Linked DNA regions of Homo sapiens: all the other regions are linked to region 4. The links are chromatin contacts, found by Hi-C or POLR2A ChIA-PET in ENCODE. All regions are on one chromosome and are shown on one strand. Each heading gives the region's core, a stretch centred on a gene start or an enhancer-like site at or near the end of the contact. The rest is flanking DNA. Distances are from core to core; before and after follow the strand shown.

What was found. Hi-C counts contacts between places; a loop is a spot of excess contacts on that map. ChIA-PET counts read pairs that join two places held with the same protein, here RNA polymerase II (POLR2A). Pooled maps may share reads with other maps.
Region 1: a loop to region 4 is called in a pooled map, with 2.2 times the contacts of the local background. The contact joins two enhancer-like sites. A Hi-C loop is called at or near these places in 1 of 168 maps with a recorded cell type or tissue (K562) and 3 of 50 pooled maps. POLR2A ChIA-PET finds 5 or more read pairs at or near these places in 1 of 52 experiments (HEK293).
Region 2: a loop to region 4 is called in a pooled map, with 5 times the contacts of the local background. The contact joins two enhancer-like sites. A Hi-C loop is called at or near these places in 1 of 168 maps with a recorded cell type or tissue (K562) and 7 of 50 pooled maps. POLR2A ChIA-PET finds 5 or more read pairs at or near these places in 1 of 52 experiments (HEK293).
Region 3: a loop to region 4 is called in a map of aorta, with 1.9 times the contacts of the local background. The contact joins two enhancer-like sites. A Hi-C loop is called at or near these places in 1 of 168 maps with a recorded cell type or tissue (aorta) and 1 of 50 pooled maps. POLR2A ChIA-PET finds 5 or more read pairs at or near these places in 2 of 52 experiments (OCI-LY7 and PC-9).
Region 5: POLR2A ChIA-PET joins it to region 4 with 17 read pairs in PC-9. The contact joins two enhancer-like sites. POLR2A ChIA-PET finds 5 or more read pairs at or near these places in 2 of 52 experiments (PC-9 and WTC11).

The regions. Positions count from the first base shown.
Region 1 is chr2:216,788,725-216,794,697 of GRCh38, reverse strand. All of the region lies in intron 3 of IGFBP-AS1 (IGFBP5 antisense RNA 1), which reads right to left. It also overlaps the pseudogene RNA5SP120. Among named protein-coding and RNA genes, the nearest start is that of TNP1, 68 kb to the left of the region's middle. Within about 2 kb of position 1,842, at least 10 of the 41 ENCODE cell types and tissues checked have a DNase peak (open chromatin) inside an H3K27ac peak, as active enhancers do.
Region 2 is chr2:216,771,210-216,776,552 of GRCh38, reverse strand. The region is part of intron 3 of IGFBP-AS1 (IGFBP5 antisense RNA 1); the gene reads right to left. Among named protein-coding and RNA genes, the nearest start is that of IGFBP5, 78 kb to the right of the region's middle. Within about 2 kb of position 1,777, at least 12 of the 41 ENCODE cell types and tissues checked have a DNase peak (open chromatin) inside an H3K27ac peak, as active enhancers do.
Region 3 is chr2:216,827,652-216,833,692 of GRCh38, reverse strand. No RefSeq gene overlaps it. Among named protein-coding and RNA genes, the nearest start is that of TNP1, 29 kb to the left of the region's middle. Within about 2 kb of position 3,948, at least 7 of the 41 ENCODE cell types and tissues checked have a DNase peak (open chromatin) inside an H3K27ac peak, as active enhancers do.
Region 4 is chr2:217,103,405-217,109,417 of GRCh38, reverse strand. No RefSeq gene overlaps it. Among named protein-coding and RNA genes, the nearest start is that of DIRC3-AS1, 180 kb to the left of the region's middle. RefSeq lists an enhancer at 2,853-4,052. Within about 2 kb of position 3,542, at least 8 of the 41 ENCODE cell types and tissues checked have a DNase peak (open chromatin) inside an H3K27ac peak, as active enhancers do.
Region 5 is chr2:217,526,885-217,532,557 of GRCh38, reverse strand. All of the region lies in intron 2 of DIRC3 (disrupted in renal carcinoma 3), which reads left to right. Among named protein-coding and RNA genes, the nearest start is that of DIRC3-AS1, 250 kb to the right of the region's middle. Within about 2 kb of position 1,982, at least 2 of the 41 ENCODE cell types and tissues checked have a DNase peak (open chromatin) inside an H3K27ac peak, as active enhancers do.

The DNA of each region.
Region 1 (5,973 bases), core at 593-3,092, 310 kb after region 4:
TATATATATATATAAAATACACATACAGATATATATATATATACATCTCACATTTTCTTTTCTTTTCTTTTTTTTTTTTTGAGACAGAGTCTTGCACTGTTGCCCAGTCTGGAGTGCAGTGGTGCGATCTCCGCTCACTGCAAACTCCGCCTCTTGGGTTCACACCATTCTCCTGTCTCAGCCTCACGAGTAGCTGGGACTACATGCACCCACCACCGCACCTGGCTAATTTTTTTTTTTTTTTGTATTTTTAGTAAAGACGAGGTTTCACCATGTTAGCCAAGATGGTCTTGACCTCCTGACCTCGTGATCCACCCGCCTTGGCCTCCCAAAGTGCTGGGATTACAGGCGTGAGCCACTGCACCCAGCCATGTCTCACATTTTCTTTTTCCATTCATTTGTTGATGGACACAGGTTGATTTCATATCTTGGCTATTTTGAATAGTGCTTCAGTAAACCTTGGGATGTAGGTATTCCTTTGATATACTGATTTCCTTTGGATAAATACCTAATAGTGAGACTGCTGGATCATAGAAAAAACAATTCTAAAATTTGAATATTTGTTTTTAATGATCTTACTAGTAAAGGATGCTAGCAAATCAGCAAATTCTGCTAAGGCAGTAGAAGTCTGCTCAAATAATGTTTCCATTTCCAATGACTCATTAAGTACAATAATTACAACAATTACCATCACTTCTGTTGCCTTCATGCTGTCTATTGATCCACACACTCTGCCCCCAAAACTGCACTAAGCACTTAACAAGGAATTCACATACTAATGAGTGGGGTATCTGCATGACCCCTCCACAGAGTAAGATAAATAAATTGATCTTTTCTTCCATTGGCAATGGAATAATAACAATTTTTACTTTTCTTTTTCCTTGTTGCCATCCATAGATCTATACCCATTAGAAATCACAGCGAGAAAAAGAGCGGCAGGGGAGGAGCTCAAGAAGAGACGAGAGATAGGAAAGAAGCATTATAATTTGGCAAAAATGTGAGTCAGGGAACCTCCCTTTTTCTAACCCCTGGAAGCTCTAGCTGGAGCTCATCTTGCCTCCAGATGCAGAAAGCATATTCTACGCCATAGGGTCACCGTCTACGGCCATATCACCCTGAATGCACCCAATCTCAGAAGCTAAGCAGGGCCTGACCTGGTTTATACTTGGATGGGAGCCACCACAGCATCGCTGATGGAATCTCTAGATTAAGTGGTAGCTGGGTCCAATGTGGGTTTTTGGCAAGAGGAAAATAATAGAAAAGGAAGAGAAAGAGGTGTGTGTTTCTGCTTCTGTTGAAATACTATTTGTCCTTTAAGGCTGCCTGCTCTGTGAAGTTTTCCTCAAATTCTGTCCCATCCCACTCACCCCTGTCAGACTTAACTACTCTTCCTCCATCCTGCCATAAGCATGTGTGATAAGAGAAATCAAAGAGGACTATCAGTCTTCTGTGCATAGTGAGGGTGCGTGTGTCTAAAGCAGAGTGCAGAAATGTCTGCATTTCTTTTCCCCTACTCTCATCAAGAGCTGGAGCTCTTCCCCACTGCCGGCTTTGGCCCTGTAACTTGCTGTGGCCAACAGAACATGTTACATGTATTCTAAGCCTGTCTTCTAGAGGCTTTGCAGGCTGCCCCTTGCCTCCTTGGAACCCTGCCTCTGCCACCTGAGCAAGCTCAAGTCTGCCTGGGAGAGGATGAGAGAGTATGCAGAGAAAGGCTCCAGTCATCCAGGCTATCACTGACCAGCCTGGCCCATCAGCCAGCCTACAAACACTTAAGCAAGTGCAGCCAAGAGCCACAGAGCCCAATCTGATTCAGCAGGCCTGCCCTGCTGGTTTGCAGACTCCGCAGCAGTGATGAAGGAATGTTGTCAGACATCGCTAACGCTAGGGGTAGCTCATCATGCAAAAGCTAACTGATGCAGGTTGCTGGCCCCCTCTAAAAGGGAATGCCAAGAGGGCTGTTAATCTTAGATCTCTCTATATCACTCCTCCACTAATATATTCTTGGGACATTCCTGATTCTCAACCAAAGCTCACAGACTGGAGAGGCATAGGGTGCAATGGAATGGAACTGAAATGTTGATAAAGGGCGGAGCACCCACAGAGCACGCCATGCATGCACTAATGGAACTGTCTGGCTCTTCTCCACATCCCCAGGGCATGAGCTTGGGAAAAAGGTTACCTGATCTCCAATGCCTTTGTCTATTAATTCATTCAGGGCTGGATTAATCCCTGCTCAGCTTCTCCTCCACCTCCCCACCACCCCTGTCCCCAGTCTGGCTGCTCAGATGATGTAAGCAGTAACCAATCTTGCAGTCGGGGCAGTCAGCTGGCTGGCTCACTTCCGTATCCATTAAGGGAAGGCAGACACTTTAGAAAGAACTGGAAAATATTACCAACCACCCACTCCACTCAACTCCCCACCCCTTGCCCCAGTCTCCTCTCCCCGTCACATACACCCTAACCTCAAGAGACTGGAGCTGGAAAGTACTGAAGCCAAAGAAAGAAGAAACTGGAATTGTAGCCCCACAGATCTCATGGGTTGAGACACAAGAATCCTTTGGCATGAGAACTAGTCTTGGGAGAGACGAACCAGGGCTATCTCGAGAGCCCCATCAGCTACCCTCCCCCTCATCCCAGGCATCCTCCCCTCCAGGGGCTTTTCCATTTGGTACCAATGAAATGGGTATTCAGGGGCCAGAATGTCAGCATCAATGGTGGGAAAGGAGCCACACAGAAAATGCCCATCCCTTATTAGAAGTTGCTAGACTCCCTTACAGGGGCACAGTGGGGACCCAAAGTTGATGACTTGAATAGACATGGGCAGACTGAACGTGGTCTGTTTGCTGAGTTCAGGGTTTTCAAAACCTGTCAATAGTTACACTATTTCTCTCAATATCTACTATGAAAGGAGAATTCTACCATTGAAGAGCCAGCCCTTCCTGCTTTGGAAACTTCTGCTCTTTGAAAGTGCCCAGGAAAATGCACAGTAACACCCCCAGATTGGCTCCTCAAAAGCTGTGAGGTCTTGGGCAAGCCCCTTTACCTTTCTAGGCCTCAGTTTCCCTATCTGAAATGTGCAGATAAAAATGCATCCCTACTTCACAGAGTTTTTGAGTAAAACAAAAAAAATGTCAATAAAAGCTGGTTGCACAATAGTTTGTGAAAAATATGTGCTGGACGGGATCTCTGTACTTTCCACTCAATTTTGCTGTGAACCTAAAATTGCTCCAAAAAACAGTTTACTAATTTTTTGTAAATGCTGGACAAATGAGTGTGGAATGGATAATAGATGGTTGGGCCTCTTTTTTTCAGTGCTTACAGGCTGTAGAAAGGAAGATCAACGTTGATGGTGGGACTTCTAGACTATAAAGTCTGTTAAAAAGGTGGGTTTGTTTTGTTTTGTTTTGTTTTGTTTTGTTTTGTTTTGTTTTGTTTTTTGAGACGGAGTCTCCCTCTGTCACCCAGGCCAGAGTGCAGTGGCATGATCTCAGCTCACTGCAACCTCCACCTCCTGGATTCAAGCCATTCCCCTGCCTAAGCCTCCCAAGTAGCTGGGACTACAGGTGGATGCCACCATGCCCAGCTAATTTTTGTATTTTTAATAGAGACAGGGTTTCACCATGGTGGCCAGGATGGTCTCCATCTCTTGACCTCGTGATCTGTCCACCTCGGCCTCCCAAGCAGCTGGGATTACAGGCATGAGCCACCATGCCTGGCCAAAAGGTGGGTTCTTAATCCATCAGGGTAAGGGGATGTATCTACCCTGGAAAAAATTATCGGCAGCCCCAAACTGGAGATAAATTTGCATAAGGGATGAGAGGCAGCACTTTAAAAGGAAAATGGCTCTCGTCGTTCATGTGTGTTTCTGCCCAGCTTAGGGCTAACCACTGAGAAAGGGCTATTCAAGAAAGGAAGACACTGAATGCATGTCTCTTACTCTGTCTGCCTGTCACATGTTCTTCTGCTTCTAAGAAATGCATCCCCCTTCCTCTGGGATGTCTTCCTTCCACCCCATGCCAGTTTTATTCTACTAGAAGCTTCCAGTTGTGAAAATATACCTCCCTGATCTCAGGTGGAGCACAGGACCCACGGAAAGCCAATGTTTCCCTAAGAGTTTTTAAGTTAGACCTCGGGAGGTGGGAGGCGGGAGGCGGGGGGCAGGAGGTAAGGCAGCTCCTCTTCACGGTAAAAATGGCAGGTCGTGAAACCTGGCCATTGCTGGCACCCTTGATTCCAAAAGAGAATCAGTCTGAGTGAACAGAACTAGTACGTGGGCAGAAACCAAGATGGAGGACAGTGAGTCCTATCCGCTTGTCTTTTCCCTGTTCCCTGTTGACCCTGAGGCCAGCTGCACTCTGCCCTCCCTTGGTTCAGTTACAGGAACCAACAAATCCCCCTTCTAGCCTAGGCTGGATATGGAAATTCTGCCATTTGTGACTAGTATAATCCTGGCTACTACAACTCTGCCTTTCTCCCTCAAAAACAGTATAAGTCACTGGGAGAGAAGACATGATAAATAAAGCAATTAGAAAGCACTCAAAATAGCACTAGATTGGGCAATTTTGAATTAACTCAAACTTGCATCTATTTTTTTCTTTTCTTTTTCTTTCTTTTTTTTTTTTTTGCTTTTTTTTTCTTTCTCTTCTTTATCTATCTCTCTCCCTCTTTCTTTCTTCGCATTTTTCCCCAGCTAGCCGCTGAAAATGTAAAGATGAGGAAAACATATACATGAAAACTTTGCAGTGAGGAAGCCATAAATATAACGCGATATTATGCAATTTATACCTGATGGAGGTGTATAGCAGCACCAGGAAAGCATAGAGGAGGGTTAATTTATCCTGAATGCCAAGGAAAGGTACTGTTGAGGCAGGATTACTAACGGTGAGCTCTAATGGGTTTGGCAAGAGAGCCAAGATTGGGAGTTTACAAGAATGTAGATGGCATAAAGGAGACATAAATCCCAGAAGATTCCAGGGATGACTAAAAAGAGCAGGAATCATAGTAGAGGTGGAGCCTGAGGTTGCTTAGAGCCCTAGGCAACACAAAGAACCAGATGTCTTGCTCCTACCTCCTCCGCCACCTTAGCATCCATATTCAGATACTCTGCTGTTAAAGAGACCCTATGCCTGGCCCACAATCTTCTTTCTACTGCCAACCACCATATCACCTCCACACTGAAGATTCTGTCCCTCTTCTGCTCGGTTTCACTTACAACTTCAGCTTAGGCCCATTAGGGAACTTCTTGCCATAAACTGGCACATTCTCTGTGCTTTACCATCTGGTAGGGAAAAGCAGAGAGTGCTAAGCAGGCTAAAGCTCTACACACCAGGGGTTGGCAAAACCTGGCCCGCGGGCCAAATCTAGCCCACCACCTGTTTTTGTAAATAAAGTTTTCTTGGATCACAGCCCGGGTCATTCATTTACATATTATCTATAGCTGCTTCTGTGCTACCGCAGCAGAGTTGAATAGTTGCAGCCAAGACCACATGGCTGGCAAAGCCTGTAAGATTTACTATCTAGCTCTTTCCAGATAAAGTTCCCAATTCCCACTCTATAATACTGCTTCCTCTGAACTTTAGTTCCAGACTCCCCAGTACCGACTTTTATAGTTGGATTAAACTTTTTTTTTTTTTTTTTTGAGACAGAGTCTTACTCTATCACCCAGGCTAGAGTGTAATGGTGTAATCACAGCTCACTATAGCCTTGAACTCCTAGGCCCAAGGGATCCTCCCACCTCAACCTCCCAAGTAGCTGGGACTACAGGCACATACCACCATACCTGGCTAATTTTTTTTCTTTTTTTTTTTTATTGTGGAGACGGGACCCTCCCTCTGCTGCCCAGGCTGGTCTTAAGCTTCTGGGCTCAAGTGATCCTCCCGCCTCAGCCCCCCAAAATGCTGGAATTACAAGTGTGACCCACTGCACCTGGCTGACTAAACATTTTAATGCATCTTTAAAAAATTGTCACTT
Region 2 (5,343 bases), core at 528-3,027, 330 kb after region 4:
ACGTTACTATTTATTCATGCAAGAAGGCCCAGGAGACACAATAGACAGCAGCACCAGCCTAATTAAATGAAACGGGGTAGGTGTAACTCAAACCACCTTGGGAAAATATAATCTGCCACCAAAACAAAATTCCCACCGTTCAGACCACAGGGAAATCAGACCAGCCTCCTCGCCAGGTTCTCAAGCAAAGGCTGACTCCGCAGGCAGCAAGATAAGAGAAGGTCGGCTTCTCGCCAGTAGCCTTCCTCCCTCCGCTGTCAACTCTGTGCACCCCCACGGCCCCCCACCTCTCTGAGCTTGTTCACCGACATATCAGAGCTGCTCCCTTTGTGGGCTGGATTGTTTAGCTAATTTGCCCATGGAAAACAGTTCAGGTTCAGATTCCAGGCCAAGGCAACCAGACACCAATTGCAAATCCAAGCTTGGGGATTGTATCTCTTTCACCACTTTGAGACACGTAAACTGCATCTCTCCTCCCCCACATAGCTTTTCTCTCCACCTAGGGAAACCTCAGGGATGCTCCAAGTTGGACCCTCCAAAGCTAAGACATGGGAGGGGTACTGGAGAATCTCTGAACTGGCCTTCTCTAAATTTAGATGTGGACTCTGAGAGTCAGAAGGTGAGCTTGACCTAAGGATGTGCTCCTGGGCACCTTTGTCTGAAGAGTTCTGGGGCCAGATGAAAAATCTGACTATGTCTCTAGATTTCCCTCATCAACTGCAAGTGGGCTCTGGAATTAGACCTGCCTGGTCAGGTCTCAACTGTACCACTCCAATTGTAACTAGGTGAGTTTGGGTACAAGCTTAATCTCTTTTTGCTTGATCTCCTAATCTGTAAAATGGAAAGAACAGTTTGTCTCTTCCTTCCCCGACAGGATTATTGTAAAAATTAAATGAGGCTACCCACGTAAAGTTCTTGGCACACGGAAGGTGCCGCAGAAGTATGAGTTAGTTTCTTCCTCCTGAGAAAGTCTATACCCACCCACTCCAACCTCATTCCAGTCCTCCTTTCATGGGTCCAGTGTAAAAATGAGGGGCTTCAGACTGGGCGCAATCGCTCACACCTGGAATCCCAGCTACTCAGAGCCTGAGTTGGGAGGATTACTTGAGCTCAAGAGTTCAAGGCTGCAGTGAGCTGTGATCGCACCACTGCCCTGTAGCCTGGGCAACAGACTGAGAGTGATTGATGCGTACCAGGCATGTGTCCCAACTGTTCAAACCTGTGTCCACCCCCAGCCAGGCCAGCTGTCTGAAACACCATTCATGAGTCATTCTTCCAGGCCACAAGGGCTTTAGGGATCTGTGAGCTGCAATGGCTGTAAGTGTTAGTCACTCTCAATTACAGAAGGGGGTGATCGTGCTGATAATCTGAAAACGTAGCTCCCCCTTGCTATAGGGTTTCTAAAGCTCCAGGAACTCAGTCCATCCTCAAGAGCAAAGCTGCACTGTGACCCTAATTCCATCCTCAGCAAGGCCAGAGAAGAGCCAGGGCCTGAGCACCGGGGGGCAGGGCTCTTCCCTAACCCCTCACTCAAACCTCCCTCTCTTCTCCAGGTAGAGCCAGTCCCAGTCCCTTGACCTGGCCACCGAGCTCTAGTTTCCAGCCATTTCATCACCTCTGGGTCCCTTCTCTGAATCCTCTCCAGGTTCCCCTTGTCCCTCTCAAGCTGCCCATCCATCAACACCCGTTCCTAAGCTCCTGCCCTATTCAGATGACTGTACTCAGAGCTGGCCCTGGGGCTGCGGTCAGAGTCTGGCCAGGGTAGACAGAGTATCCTGGGGAGATGACCTCATAAGCCCTCCCTCATGGAGTATTTTTAGGCATCACTTTCCTCCCCCTCCCACTCAGCTTCCATGCACTTCCAGTGCAGTCCAGAACTCTCCGGAATCTCTAGGGTTGCTGCGACTCTTGTTGTTTTCCCAGTGTTTAAGGGGTGGAAACTGTAACTGCCCCTCCAAACACTCAACTCGTCATCCTTTGAATGATTCTTTTTCATTTCTACTCTGCTTCTTTTCGGAAAATAAAGATAGACTCTTGTCAAATATTGAGGGACTCCAACCATCACCCCCGAGGCAGGCAATTCCAGCTCCGTGGCTGCATTCCCTCCTCTGTGTGGCTATGATGTGGTTTCCTTTGTTGCCAATCTAGTTACATGTCACATAGACTAAAATCCTGTGAGTCTGCCTCCTCCCCAATGTGGGGAGAGTCCCAGATCCTCTCCAAGAATTCCAAGAGTGGCATCCAGAGATCTCAGAGTCCAAGAAGCAACAGCGTGTGACCACGAGAACCTGAGGCTGGATCTCAAGGTATCAAGGTCTCTGTTTAGTCTCACCTTCATCTTGCCCGTCTTTCTGGAGAAGTTGTTTTAATGTTCTAGTTTCTCTGTATGGTCTTTGATTATTTATTTTTTTTCTTTTTGGCCACCAATGAACTTGGCCACCAATGCATCCACAAGTATCCACATACCTCTCAGGACCTTGAGATAGAAGAGATTCTGATGCTACCAGGCACAGAGACCCAACTCCTTCTCACCTTCATGCTCTGCCCCATCATTGCCAAGCACCTAATCTAAAGTGGGCCCTGGAAAACCAGCTCCAGGCCATATCTGGCCATGGCTACCAGTCACTCACTGGATGCTAAAAAATGAGGAAAACCTTCCCAGCCTGGGACAAGGGGAGAGGGAGGCTTAAAGGCTCAATCAGGAGGCTTGGAGGGTCCTGTCCCATCTCCATCTCACCCAACTTCAATGAACCCAGAAAGTATGGAGAGAAAGTATCTCAATCCACGCCAGATGGAGAACAGTGCTGGCAAACAGCTGGCCTCAACAAATAGTTGTTGCTTTTTTTTGCATGATAAATGCTGCTGACAGCCAGAATGGCTGGAGAGAAAGGAGGCAGAGTTTCTCCTGGGCCCTGTATATTCAGGTAGGATTTGAATCGAAGGCAATCTAGGGTCAGCTCCAGCTGAGTTTGGGGCTTCGTACTGAACACAGTTCAGTCTCAAATCTCTTTGTGTGTCTCACCAATGAGGTTCTCCTTGCCCAGAATAGCCTCTGCTCACCCCACCCCTGCCCCCTGCCCTCACCACCTGACATGCTCCAGATCAAAGGCTTCCCTTCATGAGCAGTCCCCAATGCCCAAATCCAAAAGCCTCTCTCCCATCTCGGAGGGCCCTCTCCAAGCACTTTGCTCAGAGCTCTGAAAGTATCCTTATCTCCTACCACCACAGAGCAGGCAGGCGCCCGTGGTGGCATCCCATTTGGGCAGCCGTTGGGAACATAGCTGCCTCTTGCAGCATTTGCAAAGTCAGAGGCACACTGGCAGGGAGCCAAGACAGGCGGCTAGAAGCGAATGGCTTTCAGGGGAGATGGTCAAGAGAACTAATTTGTGTCGCATACATGAGGCATTCTAAAGAGGTTCCCAAGCCTATCAGCGAGAAACTAGATGGAAGACTGGATAGAGTTCCCAAAGATACACCAGCCAGCACACAGAAATCATGGTCAGGGGCTTTCTGTGGCCCAGGTTTTCCCCGGTAATATATAACCCAGGAAGGTTGGATTACATGGAATGGTGGGAGGCTCCTCCAGGATTATGGGCTGCCTCTGTCATCCTCAGATTATCTGAATTTCATCACCCGCAACAGGGATGGGGGGTGGAGCACAGCCCAGAAGCAGGAGCCCCTCAGCTGCAAGTCTATAGAATATTGAAATCAAAAAGCAAATGAAGACAAACACCATAGAGGCTGAGCTGCTGGGCTCCAGAGCTGAACTGCCTGTTTGACATCCCCCTCTACTGCTCACCTCTCTGCTGGGACCTCACTATGCCTCAGTCTCCTCTTTCATAAAGTGGGGATAATATTATCTACCTTATAATTTTGTTGCATGGATTAAACAGGTTTATATATGTAGAATGCTATATGTTTGCTACGTCATTGTTGCTGTTGTTCAGATAAATTGCCAAAAATGAAGAAGTCACAGGTAGAGGTTGAATGTGGAGTTCAGTGTGGAGATCAAAGAAAGAAGTGCCAGGGGAAGGAAAAAGAAAAGTTGTGTGTGTGTGTGTGTGTGTGTGTGCGTGTGTGTGTGTGTTTGATATAGGGTCTCACTGTGTTGTCCAGGCTAGAGTGCAGTGGTGTGATCAAGGCTCACTGCAGTCTCAACCCAGGAGGTCTCAACCTCCTGGGCTGAAGTGATCCTCCCACCTCAGCCTCCCGAATAGCTGTGAGTACAGGCACATGCCACCATGCCTGGCTAATTTTTTAATTTTTATAGAGACAGGAGTCTCACTATGTTGCCCAGGTTGGTTTCAAATTCCTGGGCTCAAACCAAAGTGCTAGGATTACAGATGTGAGCCTCCACACCCAACCAAGAAAAGTGGCTTGAGAGATGTGGGGAAATACCCAAGACATATTGTTAAATGAAAAACAGCAAGGTAACAGTACACATTTTATGATACCACTTTAGAAAAATAAATAAAAAACAAGGATTTACATAGAATACTTCTCATGCAAAGAGTATTTGTGGACGCATACCCTACAAACTGGAAAGAGGAACTGGGGAGATAAGGATGAGCAGGAAAAGAGAAAGTTGCTTGTCACTATAAGCTTTGCTATGTTGTATAAAATTTTGGCCAGTCTCAGTGGCTCACGCCTGTAATCCCAGCACTTTGGGAGGCTGAAGTGGGAGGATCCCTTGAGCTCAGGAGTTTGAGACCAGCCTGACCAACATAGCGAAACCCTGTCTCTACAAAAAATATAAAAATTAGCCAGCGTCTGGGCATGGTGGCTCACACCTGTAATCCCAGCACTTTGGGAGGCTGAGGCAGGCAGATCACTTGAGGTCAGGAGTTCAAGACCAGCCTGGCCAACACGTTGAAACCATCTGTACTAAAAATACAAAAGTTAGCCAGGTGTGGTGGCACACACCTGTAGTCCCAGCTACTTGGGAGGCTGAGGCCACAGAAACGGTTGAACCTGGGAGGCAAAGCATGCAGTGAACCGAGGTCACCCCCACTACACTTCAGCCTGGGAGACAAAGCAAGACAGACAGGAAGGAAGGAAGGAAAGAAGGAAGGAAGGAAAGAAGGAAGGAAACAAGGAAGGAAGTAAGGGAAGTGGTTTTTAACCTGTGTTTTGTGGTGTTTGCTCATCATGACCCTGTCACATATGTGCTTCCAAAGTTGCAAAGCATAACGTTATGTTATGCCTGGCCAGGCATTGTGGTGCACTCCTATAATCCTAGCTATTTGGGAGGCTGAGGTTGGGGGATCGCTTGAGCCTGGGAGGTTGAGGCTGCAGTGAGCCATGATCATACCACTGCACTCCAGCCTGGGCAACAGAGTGAGA
Region 3 (6,041 bases), core at 2,699-5,198, 280 kb after region 4:
AATTTCCACCTCGCCAGACTTTCCAGAACCTGGAAGCAGGAACCATACCACCTCCCTCATCTTTCTGTCCTCTTTCCTCCAGGCTCCATTCCCCACCCCACCCTCAGCCCCACATCTCTGTAGCACACAACAAAGGGAACAAATGTGGAGCAGATGCCCTGTAAATCATGAGGCCCATGGGCTGGGAGCAATTTCCTACTCACTGGAGAGCCCCTCTTCTACCTCAATGCAGCCACATCTGTTTCCCTACATCACAGAGGGACCTGTTGGTCTCAAAGGAGGAATTCACAGGGCTTCTCTATCACCTGCCTGGGAATGGGTAGGAGCTGGAGGAGGACTGCCGTTGCCAGAGACCACATGAGCACTGACCTCTGGCCCTGGCAGCAGCAGTAGCTGCTGTTGCAATGGGTCTCTGCCATGCCCCAGTCCTCGGGGAACATCTGCAGATCAGTGGTTGTCTTGGAATAGGCCATGGGAAAGTCAAGAGAAGCCACGGCTCTTGAAAACCATCCCAGAATCCCACTGGAACGCTGTGCCAGAATACACTGAGCCCTAAAGGTCTTGGGTTTTATGCTATTTTACTCATTTTTATTTTTTGGCTGCAGTTTTAGTTGGAAATTCAGAACACTAAAGTTATCCCAGGGCATTGGTTCCAAGCAAGTCACATAGCTCTCCTGCAGCTGATAACTACGGGACCTGTGTTCAGGATCCACAGCAAATGATGCAAATCAGCCTAGCCACCAAGAACAACCAGTCTCTAAAAGAGACCCAAGTCCAAGGAAGCAAAGACTGAGACCAAAACCCAAATCTTGTCTCCACTCCTTAAATCTTCCTGCCATGGCCAGGGGAACGTAAGTTACTTGAGGGCAGGCACTTGCCTCATTCATTTCTGAATTCCCAGTACCTGGAGCAGCCCCTAACACACAGTAGGTCCTCAGTAAGCATTTGACTAAAGAAATGGATAGGCCGGGCACGGTGGCTCACGCCTGTAATCCCAGCAGTTTGGGAGGCCGAGGGAGGTGGATCACCTGAGGTCAGGGGTTCAAGACCAGCCTGGCCAACATGGTGAAACCCTGTCTCTACAAAAACACAAAACAACAACAAAAAAAAAGTAGCTGGGCATGATGCTGGGTGCCTGTAATCCCAGCCACTAGGGAGGCTAAGGTGGGAGAATCACTTGAACCTGGGAAGAAGAGGCTGCACTGAACCAAGATCACACCACTCATGGCACTCCAGCCTGGATGACAGAGCAAGACCCCATCTCAAAAAAAAAAAGTAGATAAACTACTAGGCCATACAAAAGAATCTCTAGGCAGAGTGACCTCATCCCACAGCACCGCTCATCTTAGAATGTGATAGGAGAGGTGATAGGAAGGCAAAGGTTAGCAAACTGGCCCATAGAATTCTGTTTTTGTACAGTCCGTGAGCTAAGAATCCTTTTCACATTTTTAATGGCTGGAAAAAATGCAAAGAAAAATAATATTTTATGACACATGAAATACATGAAATTCTAATTTTGGTATCTATAAATAAAGGTTTATTGGAACACAACCACTCCCATTCACTTATTGGTATTTTCTGTGGCTGCTTTTGAAGAACAGCAACAGAGCTGACTAGTTGCAATAGAGACTGCATCACCCACAAAGCTGAATGTATTTGTTATCTAGCCATTTACAGTAAGAGTTTTCCAACCCCTGGCCTAAAGAATCTCCCCAGTTAGGTACATGTGGTCTAGATCCCCAGCGTTAACTGTTTGGAGTTAAGCATTGTTCTCTCAGCTCTTCCTTTTTTCATTTTTATTTATTTTTATTTTATTGCAAATTGACAATTTGTAATTGTATCTATTTATGGGCACAAAGTAGTGTTATGATTTATTAATACAATGTGGAGTCATTAAATCAAGCTAATTAACATATCCATCACCTCATGGCTCTTTCTTTTAAATAGAAGCCTTTCTAGGGTGGTTTAAATTACTCTTAGTAGTATAAATTTTTTGACAATTTCTCTCCCTGAAAAAAGGGACGTGATCAAGGATAAGGAGAAACAAGGGAAGACATATTTTTAAAAGGGTAAAGGACACAAAAAGGGGAACTTCCACCAAGAAAAACTGGGTGCACTTTATAATGTTCCTAATGGCCGGCACTATACCAGGGCTTTGGGAAAGGACACAAAACAGGAAACTTCTCTGAGTTCACAGAAGGACCCCTTACCTTGCCCTGAAACAGCCACAGCCCTGCCCAGGCTGGCTCCTCCAATCTGGCCTCCTTCAGTACCTCATCCGTCCTGAGCAGTGTGAGCGATGCTGTCTTTGGACGTCTCACCTGCACCATCCACAGGGCACCACACACAACTCTCCTGAGCAGTGGAAATCATGGTATTGTTTATTTAGATCCAGACATACCAAATGACATCCATCCCTTCCTCCCCGCAGAAAACACTCATCACAGCAATCCAGTCAGCAAACAAAATGACTACCACTTGCCATTTCTGATTCCATGCTTGCCTCGAGACAGAGAACTCCTTGCAAGTACAAATTCTGCCTTAGTGATTTTTATTTCCCTGCACCTAACACAACATCTAACTTGTGGTACGTATAATATTCAACTAAAACTAGTCCTCTCCTCTTTTTCCTTTTCTTTCCCTGTCATGCAGCTAGGAGATGCATGGAATCCAATGCTCTTTCCACTGAAGTGGAAAGTAGGCTGCTAACAACCTCCCCAGAATCCTTGTAAGTAACTCCTCCCCAGGGGAGAACACACATCTACAACTTGAGCCTGGAATTCAGGTCAGCTTGGTATCAACACTCATCCAGGGTCTCCCCATGGCCAGTATGGCTTTTGTCCCCCTTAGATATGCTGGAGGAGGAGTCATCTAAGTTTGTTTTTCCTCTCTAGTCTTCTGATCAGCTAGGAGGATCCAAGGTTCCAACTGAGTTCTCTTGCTTCACCTTGGGCAAGAGGAGAAAAAACAGTCACTTGTACACCTAACCACAAACCCCTGACCCTCTTCAAGGCAGAGGAAAGTAACTTTCCAAACTCTTCTTGAATAAGAAGAAAAGAACCTCTCCTCTTTCAACAGGTATTTCTGGCTGCTGGGGAGGGTGTTATTAATACAAGAATCTAAACACAATAGCCTGTCTCCTGGCAGCTGCCATTCCCATGGCAACCTCTGACTTTCACGGACTCCTTTGGATACTAAGGGCCTCAGAGACAGACTTCTAAAACAACCAAATTTTTCAAAAGTGAATTCTCAGGGAACTTATTCCTCTGTCAGAACAGACCCCTCCTAAACTTCCATTTAAAGAGAAAACCTAAAATCTGCTGTTTTAAAAAAAAAATAACAGAAACCCCCATTAAGTGCTGTTATCACACCAACCCTCAAAGCTATGGAAATGGACAATATAGAATTTAAATTTCACAGGTGAAAAAAAAAGTGTACTAAGTGTGAGTTGAGGATGGGAGATGGAGATCTGGTGGACTACCAGCAAATGGAGATAGCCATGAAGAGGCATATTTGGGAAGGTAGTTCACAAACCTGAACCAGAAGAGACTCACCTGGAGAACATGTTCAAATACCGATTCCCAGGCCCTGTCCCCAGGGATTCTGATTCTGTAGGTCTGGAATGAAACCTGGATCACTTTTGAAAGCTCTTCCAGTGTCCAGATGAACATTCAAATTGGGAAACCAGCAATCTGAAGCCTATTCCTTGCCCCTTCCCCACCATGGTCCAAGGGTCTCCTGGCTCTTAGCTCCCTCAATTCCTGCCAGCCCTCAATTCTAGAACCAGAGTAAAAGAAACTCATTTTCTTTAAAATAAAAGGAAGAAGTCGCAGCCCTGAAGTGCACGTGTGCTCTGTTAGGCGCTGTACCCAGGGAACCTTGGAGCTGGAAGCCGACTCCAGCCCTGAGCTGTGGGAAGGTTATGTCATGCTCTTGGCTTGCTGCCTGGTTTCCACTGGGGTTGCTGCCTGGTATATTTTAGGTGCTGGGTTTGCAGGCTAGTACTCTGACCTTCCTTGGCTCTCCCCCAGGGAGCAGCCACCAGGCTCCTGCTGTATCAAGAGCTACAAGGTACAATTTCCATGGCATCCAGGTAACAGGAACCAACTGGCAGCAATAGCTGGGACCTGCATTAGACCTGGGGAGGCAGCCTGCTGGAGAAGAAAGGTTCCCGGATGTGAGCCTTTGCACGTGGTATTAGCACGGCTATTCACAGCTGTGGGATTCGGGGCTAGCCACTGTCCTTCCATGGGCCTCAGTTTCTCAGCTATGAAACTAGGGGCTCAACAAGGGGTTCAGCATAGAATAGTGGAAGGAATGTGGATTCTGGGGCCAGAAGACTGAGGCTCAAATCCTAGCTTCATCACTGACTTGCTTGGTGATGTTGGGCAAGTGCCTGAACCTCGTCGTGCATCAGTTCTGTCATCTACAAAATGAGTGTAATGGTACCTCTCCCACAAGGCTGATGTGTCAAGTAAAGATGATGTGTGCCAAGTGCTTGGCTTACACACCACTGGAGATCCAAGACACCCACACACACACACTCACTTCTTAACCGGGAACCTGATGAAGTGGGTGCCAAATCTGGATAGAGATGGTCTGGAGGGGGTTTAGAAGACGGAGAAGTTTCTCTGTGCATAGCACATAGGAAGAAAGGGAAACATGAATTTCTGAAGGAAACGAAGTTTGAGTTAGGATTTTGACAAATTGAGAAAATATGAATAAGCAACTACAGGACAAAAAACTGAAGAATAGAAGAAAAAACAATCTGGAATCCGGATTGGGAAATTTGGATTCTAATCCCAGCCCTTTCACTGTCCAGCTTTGTGGTCTGCTGATATGTTGCCTCTGTTGCAGGAAAAAAAAACAGGTTCTTTTCACACTACTCGGAAAATTTAGGCTCACGGACACATTGTAGGGTGAGATGCGAGGAAGGGTTTATTGGGTGAAAAAGGAAAAAGGAAAGAGGAACTCTCAGCAAAGCGAGAGAGTCCTGCTAGCAGGCCCGCACCTTGCAGACTGAATCCCAGGCCACTACATAGGAACTGAAGAGGCCAGACTCCTCCTCCCTGCTCCACCTGCTTCCTTTGGTGCGCATTATTCAGACAGAACCAATCAGGAAAGGGTGGACTTCATCCAGGACCAGCAGTCCGGTTTTTCAGCCTTCAGGATTGTTTTAGGTTTTAGGTGGGTTTTCGCCAGGGACCCTTGTCTGTCTCCTGTCTCTATCACCTCTTTATCTATGGAATGGGGCTGTGGCAAAAATTAACAAGATGACTTAGGAGAAAGCACCTTGTATAGTGCCTGGAACACAGTAGATGTTTACTGGATGGATGGACGGATCTATGGACAGACAGAGGATGGATTCCAGATGGAGAAAGTGGGGTGGGCAAAGGAATAGAAAGAGGAATGCCCAAGGCATCTTTATAGGTCAGTGGGTATATCTGCACAGTTCAGCAATTTCTGAAGAGTGTTCTTGGAACTCTAGCCCCTAAGATACTCCTAAGGGGAAAAAAAAACATATTCCCTGGTCAATTAAACTTAGGAATGACAGTTTGATACACCACTCTCCTGATGATTTGCAATAAATGTCAACGTATAAATGATTCTGCAAAGTTCTTTCTAGTTTTATTTATACCCAGTAGTCCACAATCCATTTCACTTCTAAACCAGTTTTTCACATTAAATTTGTTAATTTCACACTGAACTTGGCAGAGGTCTTCCTGAAGTAAACTAAGGAGGTGGCGGCAGAGACCCTCGGAAGAATTACTTGGGGTTTTCTTTGTGCTCCTGCTGCACGCAGCTTTAGGAGCTGCCTGTGCAGCACTGTGTAGAAGCACCCTGGACAAGACAGGCAAGCATATTGAAAACAGGGTCCTGTGCTTCTATGCAGCCGCCGCTGCTGAGCCATATGACCTTGGGCAAGTTCCTCAACTTTCCTTTGCCTCCATTTCCTCACCTATAAAGTCACAGTACTTACCTCACAAGGTGATTGCAAGAATCAAATGAGCTAAGGTACCTAGGGAGGTTAGCATGCTGCC
Region 4 (6,013 bases), core at 2,293-4,792:
CAACATTCTACTCCCAAAGAATTCAAAGTCCAGCTGGGGAGGTGGAACCCATGCTATGCTACCTAGTATTGTTTTTTGCTTTAATTATTTTTATGTACGCATGGCAACTGGCAAGTCGATCATTGCCTGACTTAGAAATCTAGGATGATGATTCTGATAGAAAGAAAAAAAAAACACCTGAAATTTTCTTAAGAGGCTTTGCAGAGTAAAGGATGTCGCTTCCCTTGATATTTCTTGTTCTGGTTAGAAAATCTTGATATAATTGGATTCTTTATTAAAGTTAACAAAAGTATTGCTAAAGCATCCATCATAAACATGGAATGAAAACGATTGATAATTATGTCACCACAAAATATCCAATGATGTGACTTCTAGTCACTGGAGATCTGGGAGCCATTCTCCAGCCCCTCCTTACCCAGGATCTGGCGAAAACCCTTGACCAGGGTAGCCATGGGAGGTCACTGCCACAACCACGAGGGACTTCTCTACTTCCAGACCCTGCTGCAGTGGGACCTATGTGTCACACTCTCACTCCTGTCCCCTGCTGTGTGCTGTAGGATGTGACTTTCTTCCTTGTGGGCCCTTATCTGCTCAGGCCTTGCTGATGCAATTGCTCACAGCTCACTAGAGACCAAGATATGTTTCAGTTGACTTCGCTATAAGGTTTTCTTCACTTGAGATACTTACTAAAACGCTTACTCTGTTAACAGGAATGGCTTCTGTTGGATGCCTGGGTCTCACAGGTCCCCATCCTCAGATCTCTGTGCTACATCTGTGCTCTGTGCATGAGAAGCAGGACAAGGCAAGTGGGTTATCCTCTGCCTGCTTTCTGCCTTTTCACTTTCCATGTAGCCAAACAAAATTAACTCTCTCTTACCTCTCTCTCTCATCATCATTTCAAAAGAAAATAACTCGACTGATTCACATCAAATTTGGGTGGATATTTGGGACAGTCTGCTAAAATACAAGCTATGTTAATAACATGAAGTTTGCTTTGGGAGGCCCTGGGGAACTGGGAGATACTGTGCAGTCATCTTCAGAGCAGGTTCCAAGGGCTATGAATTCATAGAGAAATTAAGAGGATATAAACAGAGAAAACAATGCTTTAAAATGTGAGTCACCAAAGAAAAGTCACAGCCCAGGTGCTGATTTACCCATTAGAGCAACTACCCACAGTGCTGGGAGGGGTGCATGTGTCTGTGTGTGTAACATTTATTATGCACCATATTTTAGGCACTGTATAAAGCATGTTATATGAATTGTATCTAAGGAAGTTATATTATTATCAGGCCTATTTTACAGATAGGGGCAAAAAGGTTCAGAGAAGGTAATAGCTGTGTGAGCTTAGAGCAAGTTACTTAGGTAGAAAGCTAAAATTGGAAGCCCTTGCAGTCTGACTACTTCAGAGTCACTTTTTGAAGTTTGTACTAAAAAATATTACATTATGCAGCTCCTCTGCAACCCATCAGATGCTGCCTCAGTGGCAGTGCTAACCAGTCCAGGCTTACATGCTGGAGTCCGTGTTAAATTAACATCACACAGACATTCATTGTCTCTCATCTATACTGTCTACTAAGCCAGGAACACGGGCAAACACTGGGGTGATGGCTCAATATCAGAAGCCTTCCTATCATCTGTAATCTGACCTGTAGGGAGAAACATTCCAAATACAAGGTAGGAGCAATTTTAGTAGAATGAAAAGAGGAACTTTCCTCCCTAGAGGTCTGAGTGACATCAGAATGAATAAGCAAGGGGGATCATATCATCTACTTTCTAGGGGAACTTTAAAAATAGCAGCAGCCTCTTTCTGTGGACATGGTGGTAATACTATATCTGGGCCACTTTTGTATGCAACCCATCAATTCAGGAAGTAAATGCAGTTTACATTTATACTGCACAAAGTCAAAGCAATTTGATAATTTTCAGCTTAACCAGTAAATTTCGATGGCAGATAATTCACATCCTAATCTGGATGGTAGAGCTCTAATTATTTAGTTTAGTTGTCTAGAGTGATCAACCCCAATGTAATGCCACAGTTGCTTTTCCACATTGTCCGAGGCAGTAGAAAGAACGGGGTGACAGCTTACTCATGCATTCATTCATTAGGCACCTTCTACTTTCTAGACATGATGGTAGGCACTGGAATTGCAGGATTAATAAGATGTGTTTCTCATCCTTGAGAAGCTTGCAGCTTAATGGGCTGGGTTCTAGTCCCGGCTGTAATCTGAATAGCTACATGTTCTGTACAGGCGACTTCAAATGACTTGACCTCTTTTCTGGCTCTCACCCCCAGTGTGATACCCGAGGAAATTATATTAAGACTCTTTGTTAGGAATGGGCCCCAGTTTACACTGCCATACACTATTGATGTCATCTGTCGACAAATCTTTGCTAGTATCTTCCATGTACCACATAGTGTGCTTTGCAGAGATAATTTGTCAAGGACATGACCCCTTTATGAAGATTATGGTCCTGTGGGAGAGAAGAACATTAAGGTGGAGAGTAAAATACTATGAGGCCTGCTGTTGCATTGTAGGGTAGACAGGAGGCGCTGTGGTAGGGCCAGGGAATAGTATCCTTGGAGCAAAACTAGGTTGGGTTTTAGAGATTAAGTGGCAGTTAGTCATCCGATTGCGGGAACAGGGGAAAAGATTCCAAGCAAAGGGAAGATCTGAGCAAAGATCAGGAGGCAAGAGGGAAGATTTGTGTTTTAGAGAATTACAACCAGGTTAATATTATTGAAGGTAGAGGTAGGGAAGAAAAGAAGAAGGTGGGAAGAGGAAGGCAGGCAGGGAAAGGGGGTGCAGGGTAGATGGGCAGAATGAGAGAGGAAAGGGAGGGGAGAGGAGAGGAAGGGAGGGAAGAGGAGGGAAGGGAGAAAATGGGAATATGGAAAGGATAGAGAGGCAAAATAGAAAGGAAAAATGGGGACCAGATTATAAAGAACTTTGTGACCCATGCTTAGGAGTTTGGACTTGAACTTGGGGAAATCAGAGGTCACAGAAGGCCTTAAACAACAGAAGAATGCTGAAGTTGGAAGTGAGTTTTACAGTACAACACGTGGAACACCTATTGCAGAGGAATCAGGAAGAGCAGGCCAGAGGTTGGTTGATCTGAGGCTTAATGAAAAGCCTTTCTTCCCTCCCTTCCTTCCTCCCTCCCTCCGTCCCTTCCTTCCTTCCTTCCTCCCATCCTTGCCTCTCTTCTCCCTTCCCCCTCTTTTTCTGTCCCCTCTCTCTCTTCTTCTGTCTTCCCTTTCTTCCGTTTTCCTCTACTCTCCTCTTCCTTTGGGTGTTGGGGAAGCCATGGAAACTTCTGAAGCTTGACAGGCAGGAAGGAATGCTGTGTGGATGCTCCATGGCTCTGAACCCAACAGAAGTGGTTTTGTGACTGTATAAGGAGCTGGTGACATCCATTCCTGCTGAAATTCCTCATGATTAAGACCAAGCTCCAGCCCATAAGAAGGCAGGGACTGCCGGGAAGTGACTCAGCAAGGGTGGCACAGATGATACCAGATTCTAAGAATCTAAACTATGTGGTTTGACGGAGCACCCTTGACTACTAAGCTGTTCTCTTCTTTCCTTCTGTGGCTTTGGCCTAGAAGAGGGTGTCAGGTTTGGTTATATCCATCCTCAAACTCTGTAGAATAGTTGTACAGGGCCCTATGAGCTCCCTGTAACCCTGTAACTCTAAGCCTAAAGGCCTGAGCTAAAGGCATAGTCAAGGTATTTACAATACAAAGCAAGGAGAACCAAGGGGGAGCTAAACACCACAGGCTTTACTTGAATAAATGAGGAGATCTCATTATACAATCTCCCTATATGAGTAAGAAAATTGAGTACCTGAATAATTAAAAGATAAGACCAGGAAGTATCAGTAAGGGTGAGCTTCATCTTGAAGTGATGGTCAAGAATGAAGGATCCCAGGCCAGACTGCCTTGGTTAGAATCCTGATTCCACCACTAATGAGGTGTGCAACTGGGGGGAAGTCATATCATCTCTCCATGCCTTGATTTCCCCATCTGTACAATGGGAATAATAATAGTCCCTATCTCACTGGGTTGCTGAAAGAATTAAATGAGTTAATACTTGAAAAGTACTTCAAAATAGCTCTTGGCACATAACAAATGTTTATAAAGTGTTTTGTTAAATGAACTGAAGAAAATCATCTTTCCCTTTTCAAATAAGTTGTGTAGGCCCTACACTGTAGGGTAACCTGGACATCTTTTCAGTTCTAGGTGAAGGAGGCCTGAAAATAGAGAGCTACATGTGCCCATGGGTAAATATTAATTGTGATCCAGCAGACAGATGTCTTTCTACTATTATGTCTTTGTAATAAAGAATCTGAACAAAGAAACTGAAGACAAAGAGAGAGATTTTTTCTTTAAACCCTTAGACCTCAGGCTGAAATTAATATGTTTAGATTAGCAGATAGTAATGCAATTTCTAAAAGTAAACTTGAGGGGAAAAATATCAAGAGACCTAGCATTGTGTGGTTAAGAGAAGAAAAAGTGAAATAAAAATAACTCCATACCCTCATGCAACCCCACACAGGCAGACAACATTATCCAGACAGGGGATAAGTCTGTCCCTGTGTCAACCCTTTAGAAGTTAAGGCTCTCTCCTAAGCTTGAGCCAACCCAGCCAGGTATCTCTCTGGCTTAGACTTCCATGATAGCTACAGGGAGCGGGATAAGTTGACACTTTTCCTTCAAGTTCTGCTCTGCTGTTCCTTCTAGGAAGACCAAATTCACAGCCAAGCTCCCTAAGATCTAGTCCAAAGCCTGAGCCAGCAGGAAACAATTCTTATTTCAGATTTCCAGCTACTGAAATGGTGTGTCTTCCCTAGGCTCTGTCTATAATCACTTCCTTTCCTCTTTCTCCCAGTATCTTCTCCTTGCTTCAGGATCCTTGGATTTTTTTTTTTTTTTTTTTTTTGAACTGTTGCTATTTGGGACCCAGTCTTTTGGTTTCTAGATGAACCAATTAGACAGTTGCAAGTATGCAGACTCATCAGTCCTTCTTATAACAATGTTATTGATGTCCTTGACATCACTGCCCCAAAGCCATTTGCATGACTCATAGAGATAGACGGCCATCAGGTGAGTGGATGAAAGAGAGAAAAAAACCAGAGGCCCTAAATCCAGCCCCTACTGCCATATACACACTTAGATCTCTCTCTCTCACACACACACACACACACACATGCACACGCTTCCCTCATTTTCTGGGTGTGTAAGCTTAGATAAGTGGGGAAAAAGTTTCTCAATTAAGTAGCTTTGATGAATAAAATGAGAAATTAATTACTAATCAATACTTGTACAGCACTTTATGTTTTATGATTGCTATTCATGCCCAGCAGCTATTAAGCAGCCCATTATAAAGGTGAGGATGTGAAGACAGATGACTTAGTAAAGAGCTGTGTGAAGGCAGGATGCTTTAGGGCTTGACATACCAAGCTGCTGATCCCATCTACAGGAAAAGAGCCCTTGGTATTCTTTACCCCAACTACTTAGGTCATGGTCTGGCAATTGCAAATAATTAAGCAAGATTCAAACCCCAGCCGTGAATAACAATACTGGCTTATAAAAGACAATAGGCAGATATTTTATTTTGCTTTTGTTTCAATGTCTGTCTGAACCACACGTACATGAATATATGCACACATACTACTTCTCATTTCAAATGATAATCTGAAGTGTTCAAGAGAGGTATGGGTACCACAAAACGAGGGTCTAAGGGTAAATAAATAACCTATTTTAAAACCCCAGTTGGAAAAAATTAGGTGTCAGATGAAATTCCAGTAAAATTTCCAGGGAAGTCTTATGATTTGTGGGCTGTACATTGAATAAAAGAATTCCTGATTGTGATGATTATTATACACCAAAATGACTCACTGAAGGAGGCTGAGGATCATTTATTAGAGAGTATTTTTTAATGAATTTTAAACAGAAGTTCTTTTCCCCCTTTACAGTTCTGCAATGAGGATTTCATTCTGCCTGGAAGTTGAGGGA
Region 5 (5,673 bases), core at 733-3,232, 420 kb before region 4:
ATGAAACCATCAGACCTCCTGAGACTTATTCACTGTCATGAGAACAGCACAGGAAAGACCTGCCCCCATGGTTCAATTACCTTCCACCAGGTCCCTCCCATGACATTTGAGAACTGTGGGAGCTACAGTTCAAGAAGAGACTTGGGTGGGGACACAGCCAAACCATATCAATTTCTGTCTGCCCTATTCACATCTTTTAGAAAAGTTTAATGAGCCCAGTTTACTGATTAGGTTATGTGGAAATGGCTAAGGTCCTTTTGGGGTAGACTGGATCTGTTCAAGGGAAGTAAAGAAAGAGTGGAAGGTGGTGTTAATAATAACAATGTGATTTCATAATGCCATTCTTCAATGTGTAATTGATTGAACACCTAGAGTGTATTAGGAACATTATAAACAATCACATATAATCTCCAACATTTCATAGTCTGCTCACACTGAATAAATGAAGAAATCCAATCTCAAACAGGCTATGCAACCTGTCCATGAGAGAGGAAGACCTGGACCTCTGATCCTAACCTGTCTGATTCAGAAGCCCAGGTGAGGCTAGTACAGCAAGGGAGAAGGCTATGAAGGGGGTGGGGAGCAGGAGGCATGGCAGGCACTTTGGTCCTTGCTATAAGCTTTGGCATGCAAAGAGCTTTTGCAAAGCAGCACTAGAAATCACCCAAAGGAAGCCATTTGTAAGGTTTTGTGTGGACCAGGGCTATTGGTGTATCACCTTACTCCTTTTCCAGTCAACAATTCTTAAATCACTTTGTTCATGTCTCTCATTCAGATTGGGCTGCTATGAAGAGGACAGACAGGGCAGGAAAACATAAAATGACTGGATAGAAAATTAATAATTTAGGCTTTTTTTCAAAGAGAAGATAGAGGAGATGAACTGTTTTAGATAACCTAACACATCTAAAAAAATATGCTTAGGTGCTTGAGTTTATTTTAACCACAGCATATTTCACAGGGCTCTCACAGCTGATGTAGTAGCAGGGAATAACTTAGCAGCCCTAGAACAAAGTTATGCAGTGTGGTGGGGGAGTTTCTCTATTTCCTTGTTTTTAATTCCTGAAGAATCAAACCTTCTGTGTAGGCTGCCTGATATAGGCCATGGTCTTGTTAATGTCTCCTTAATTAACAAAGGGATTTTTATTTATCCAGTGCAAAGCTTTTCTTACCTCCTTTCCCTATCCCCCAAACCAGCCATGCAAGTCAGCACGTACTGAGACCTCAAAGAAATCCAACAGTGGACTTAAAAGAATCCATGCAGCCAGCTGAAGAGGAGTTTAATAAGCTTGGCCTCTCTTTTTCTTCTTCTTGTATTCAGCTTTTACAAGACTCTCAATATGTTGGCTGCAGGAAAATTCTGGGGCTCTGAGAGGTCCAGGAGATGGAGGGCAGTCGGGGAGCTGGAGATGGTAAGGGGTGTATTGCGAAGGTGACTAGAAGTGTGGCTTGAACCACAGCCAGGGATTGGACAATTCAGAATTGCCACAGTCTCATGCTCATGGAAAAAACTTGGCAAAGTATAGCCAGAAACGTAGGCCTAAGTTTTCAGCCCCTAGGACTTCAAACTGCCTATGTTTCCTTCCCCTAAAAGCCTCAGGCTAGCTTTGGTCTGTTTTTCAGAGAGTCACAGGCTGGTCAGGTGGAAGTGGACTTTGACCTGTAGGCTATCTGCAGGCTGAGTCAGAAGCCCAGGTGAAGGATGGTAGAGCAAGGGAGAAGGGTATGAAGGGGGTGGGTGGGAGTGGGGCATGGCAGGTGCTTTGGTTCTTGCTATAAACTTTGGTATGCAAGGAGCTTCAGCAAAGCAGCACTAGAAATTACCCAAAGGGAGCCATTTTTAAAGTCTTGTGGGGACCAGGGCTATGGCTCTCTGAATAGTGATGAAGGCCTTTTAGGTTGTCAACCTCTTGGGAGTAGCCCTACTCCTGGCAGACAGCACTGAAGCTGGCAGGAGAATCTATGTTGTAATTGGCGGCCTCCATGTATTCCAGAGAGGGAGGAGGGCCCACATTCTCCAGAGAGATAGTGAGATGAGGGAGGTGCCAGGTTTTCTGTGATCTTTGACTCTCAGCTGAATTACTGGGGAGAGAACCAGCTATAAAGACCATAAAATTGCTTTGGTAATCCCCTCTGAGAGCTATCTATTAGAAAAAAAAAAAGGGAGAAAAGATGATGGCAAAGTAAGAAATGATTCCCAGGGATCCCTGGGCCCCTGTGTTTGAGAATCTTTTCTAAAGGCCTCCTTTACCACCCCTGGTTAAGTCATTAAAACATAGAGGGAGGAAATCCAGAGCTTCCTGGCTATCAGCATGGTGAGACATCAGACTGCCCCTCTGTTGAGTCCTCAGCAGTGGTAGAGACATTTAGCGCTCACTTATTATTCAGGTGCTCCCTTTGCAGTTGGATTAGGCCCATTTGATTAGTTCTGGCCGATAGCTGTGATCAGCAATGATCTGTGCCATACTGGGGCCAAAGCAGTAAAGAGGCATTGTGCTACCTCGATCTTTCTTTACCTTGCTGGGGCAACCATGAAAGGCATATGCTGAGATGAAGAGACAACTTGATCCTTGAGTCCTTGGTTAGAAAAGAACCCTTACCAGGTTACAGAGATTAGGAGTTTGCCTGTGCCAAGCACTAACAATAATTATCGTGATTAAAATGTTGGTATCAGTGTCATGCTGTTTTGTTGTTGTTGTTGTTGTTGTTGTTTTTTTTTTTTTTTTTTTGTCCCAGGGACAGTTTTCCAGCATACAAGTGTTTCTCCAGAATTGGCTGATGGAGGCCTGGCTCCATCTAGTCTTGTAAAGCCTCCACAACTTTTTGCAAGGTTCTTTTGTGGAAGCTGTGAGTATTATCCAATCCCAAAAGAATATCTCTGGATTGTTAAGATCTCTGCGACTCAACAATTGGAAAGCACTTCCTATATGTCCAGATAGCTCTTACTGATGCCAGTCTACCAATCTTCTGGCTGCCCTAGCCACAAACCATAGATATGATTGCATTGATTCATTCAACAAGGATGTGTTTGGTACCTGCAAAGGTCCAGACAGTCTTCTGGCATTTGGCCTGCTTCATGGCCCTGCCCTTGTTCTTGCAAGATGGTGATTATCTGACGTGATGGAAGGCACCATACCCAGGAGCTGAGCAACATGCTGACACATATCAATTATCTCCTCCCAATTTCCCAAGAACTCATTAGATAAGAATTATTTCCTTGTCTTTTCTTACAGATAAGGAGACTGACTTCCAGAGAGTCTCCTGGTCACAAAGCCAGGAACTACACAGCCTTCTCAGGTCCTGATTCCACGGCTTCTGTACTCTTTTCAGGAAACATGGATATTCCAAGATTGCTTCCCAGATTAGTCATGATGAGGTTCTGAGAATATGGATATTCTTTCTGTGGTCAACTTTGCTCAGTAATCACAGACCTCTCCCAGTGGTCACAGGTCTGCTGATTAAGAACTATAGGACAAGAGAAGATGTTTCCTAAGAATCACAGAGTAACGTGCTACTCATAGATTCTGTCGTAGATTGGAGGAAATCTGGCCCAGTCCGTTGACTTCTTCTGGAATCATAGCACACTTTGTTCTGACCACTTTTACCCATTAAGTGGATTTGTTGAGGAGGAGATCAATCCTATGATCTCTTTGGATGTCTATTTTCTGTAGTCTTTCTTGTGTTGGCTGGCAGGTAGATTTTGTTTAACTTAACTTCTCTTGTTAACTTTTTGGCAGTTCCAAAAAGTTAACTTAAGAGAAGTTAAGCAGAAACCCAATGCCAGTGGAATCCAGAAGGCTCTGTCCACACTGCAAGACCTCTTCTTAGGTAGAAAATAAGGGGGCTGGGTGTGGTGGCTCACGCCTGTAATCCCAGCACTTTGGGAGGCTGAGGCGGGCGGATCACAAGGTCAGGAGATCAAGATCATCCTGGCTAACATGGTGAAACCCTGTCTCTACTAAAAAAAAAATACAAAATTTAGCCGGGTGTGGTGGCAGGTGCCTGTAGTCCCAGCTACTTGGGAGGCTGAGGCAGGAGAATGGCGTGAACCCAGGAGGTGGAGCTTGCAGGGAGCTGAGATCGCACCACTGCACTCCAGCCTGGGTGACAGAGCGAGACTCCGTCTCAAAAAAAAAAAAAAAAAAAAAAAAAATAAGGGGAAGAGCATGTCCAAAGCCAGGAAAAGAATGATGCCAGACCGTTTATCCCTATACTTTCTTTCTGCCTCACTCTACTCCTCTTTCATCTAACCCTGAAATTGTGTCCATCTTGAGAGATCAGAAATGGCAAAATGGCAGGTCACCATTCTAAGAGCATTTTCTTTGATTTGGGCTTTAGTAATGAAGGAGAGTTACCATAAATTAATCCATCAAAGGGGTGCTATAAAATAGATCTGTGGCCTAGTGTGAAGTTTTAGTAATAATGATTACTGGATGGGAGATGGGGTGAAAGGTGGAAATTAAATGAAATTGTCCAAAGTCAAAAGGAATATTCCACAAGCCAGAATGCAAGAGAGAGAAATGGACTCAAGATGCAGGCTAACGAGTCACCTTGTTGCAGAGCCAAAGAAATCGCCAACTCAGTAAAATATTGCCTTTGATGCATTTGCTCTAGGGACTTTGTCTTTAATGGAGGGTAATTAATTATCATCATCTACTCTTACTTAGTAATAATCTTTTATAGGCACTTGGGCATTCCAGATGCATGCTGTTACCTAATATTTAGGCTGGAGGGAAGTGGTTTTTGGGTGGATGAAAATTGCATCCCTGGAGAGCTTCTGACTTAGGGCACATTCTCCTCAAGATTCCGTGACTCATCAGCTGTATGGAGCTTTGGAAGCTAGGTGTCTCAGCGGGGCCTGTGGAATCCTGAATCCACACATGCAGGATTGTCTAAGGGAGTGAGAACCAGTGGACACCACCCAGTTCCTTCTCAGGAGACAGAACACTGTGAGAATTCTGTCTCTATCTAGTCTTGTAAAGCCTCCACAATTTTTTGCAAGGTTCTTTTGTGGAAGCCCTGAGTATTAACCAATCATAAAAGAATATCTCTGGATTGCTAAGATCTCTGCAACCTGAGACTTATATGCAACTGGCATATTATGCAACCAGCATATTATGGATTATTCTTCAATAATAGAGAAGTTATTGAAGAATAATCCATAATATGCCAGTCTCCCTTCTGTCTCTGTCCTTCCTGACGAGCATTGGGAAAAGCATTTCACTTCCTAGGTTGCAACTCTCCAACCTGAGTTGGGCATAAAAGGTACTTTTGCTCTTGACTTCACCCAGAGCATCTTCAGTTCATGAAGATGACTAAGCTCATCCAATTGAAAGGCATAGAGCTCTTTAAGAACAGGTGCAAAATATCAGCTATGAAGGTTGACTTCACAATGATTACATGCTTTGAATCAGAGTTGCGGCAACTTGCCATTTAATGTCTCAGAACCTCTGCCCGCACCTTGTTCTCTGGCCAATTTTTGACAGAGAGGTTGTTTTCTCTCTTGAAGGTGCACAGTGAGAAGGGGAGGGGAGGGAACTAACACTTAGAGAATGTTGAGTTGGTCAAGTATTTTGCTAGGGTATTTCATCTGTGTTATCTTATTTAATCCTTACTACAGCTCTGAGGTTGTGCAATTCATTTTACAGATGGAGAAAATGAAGCTCCAAAAAGTTA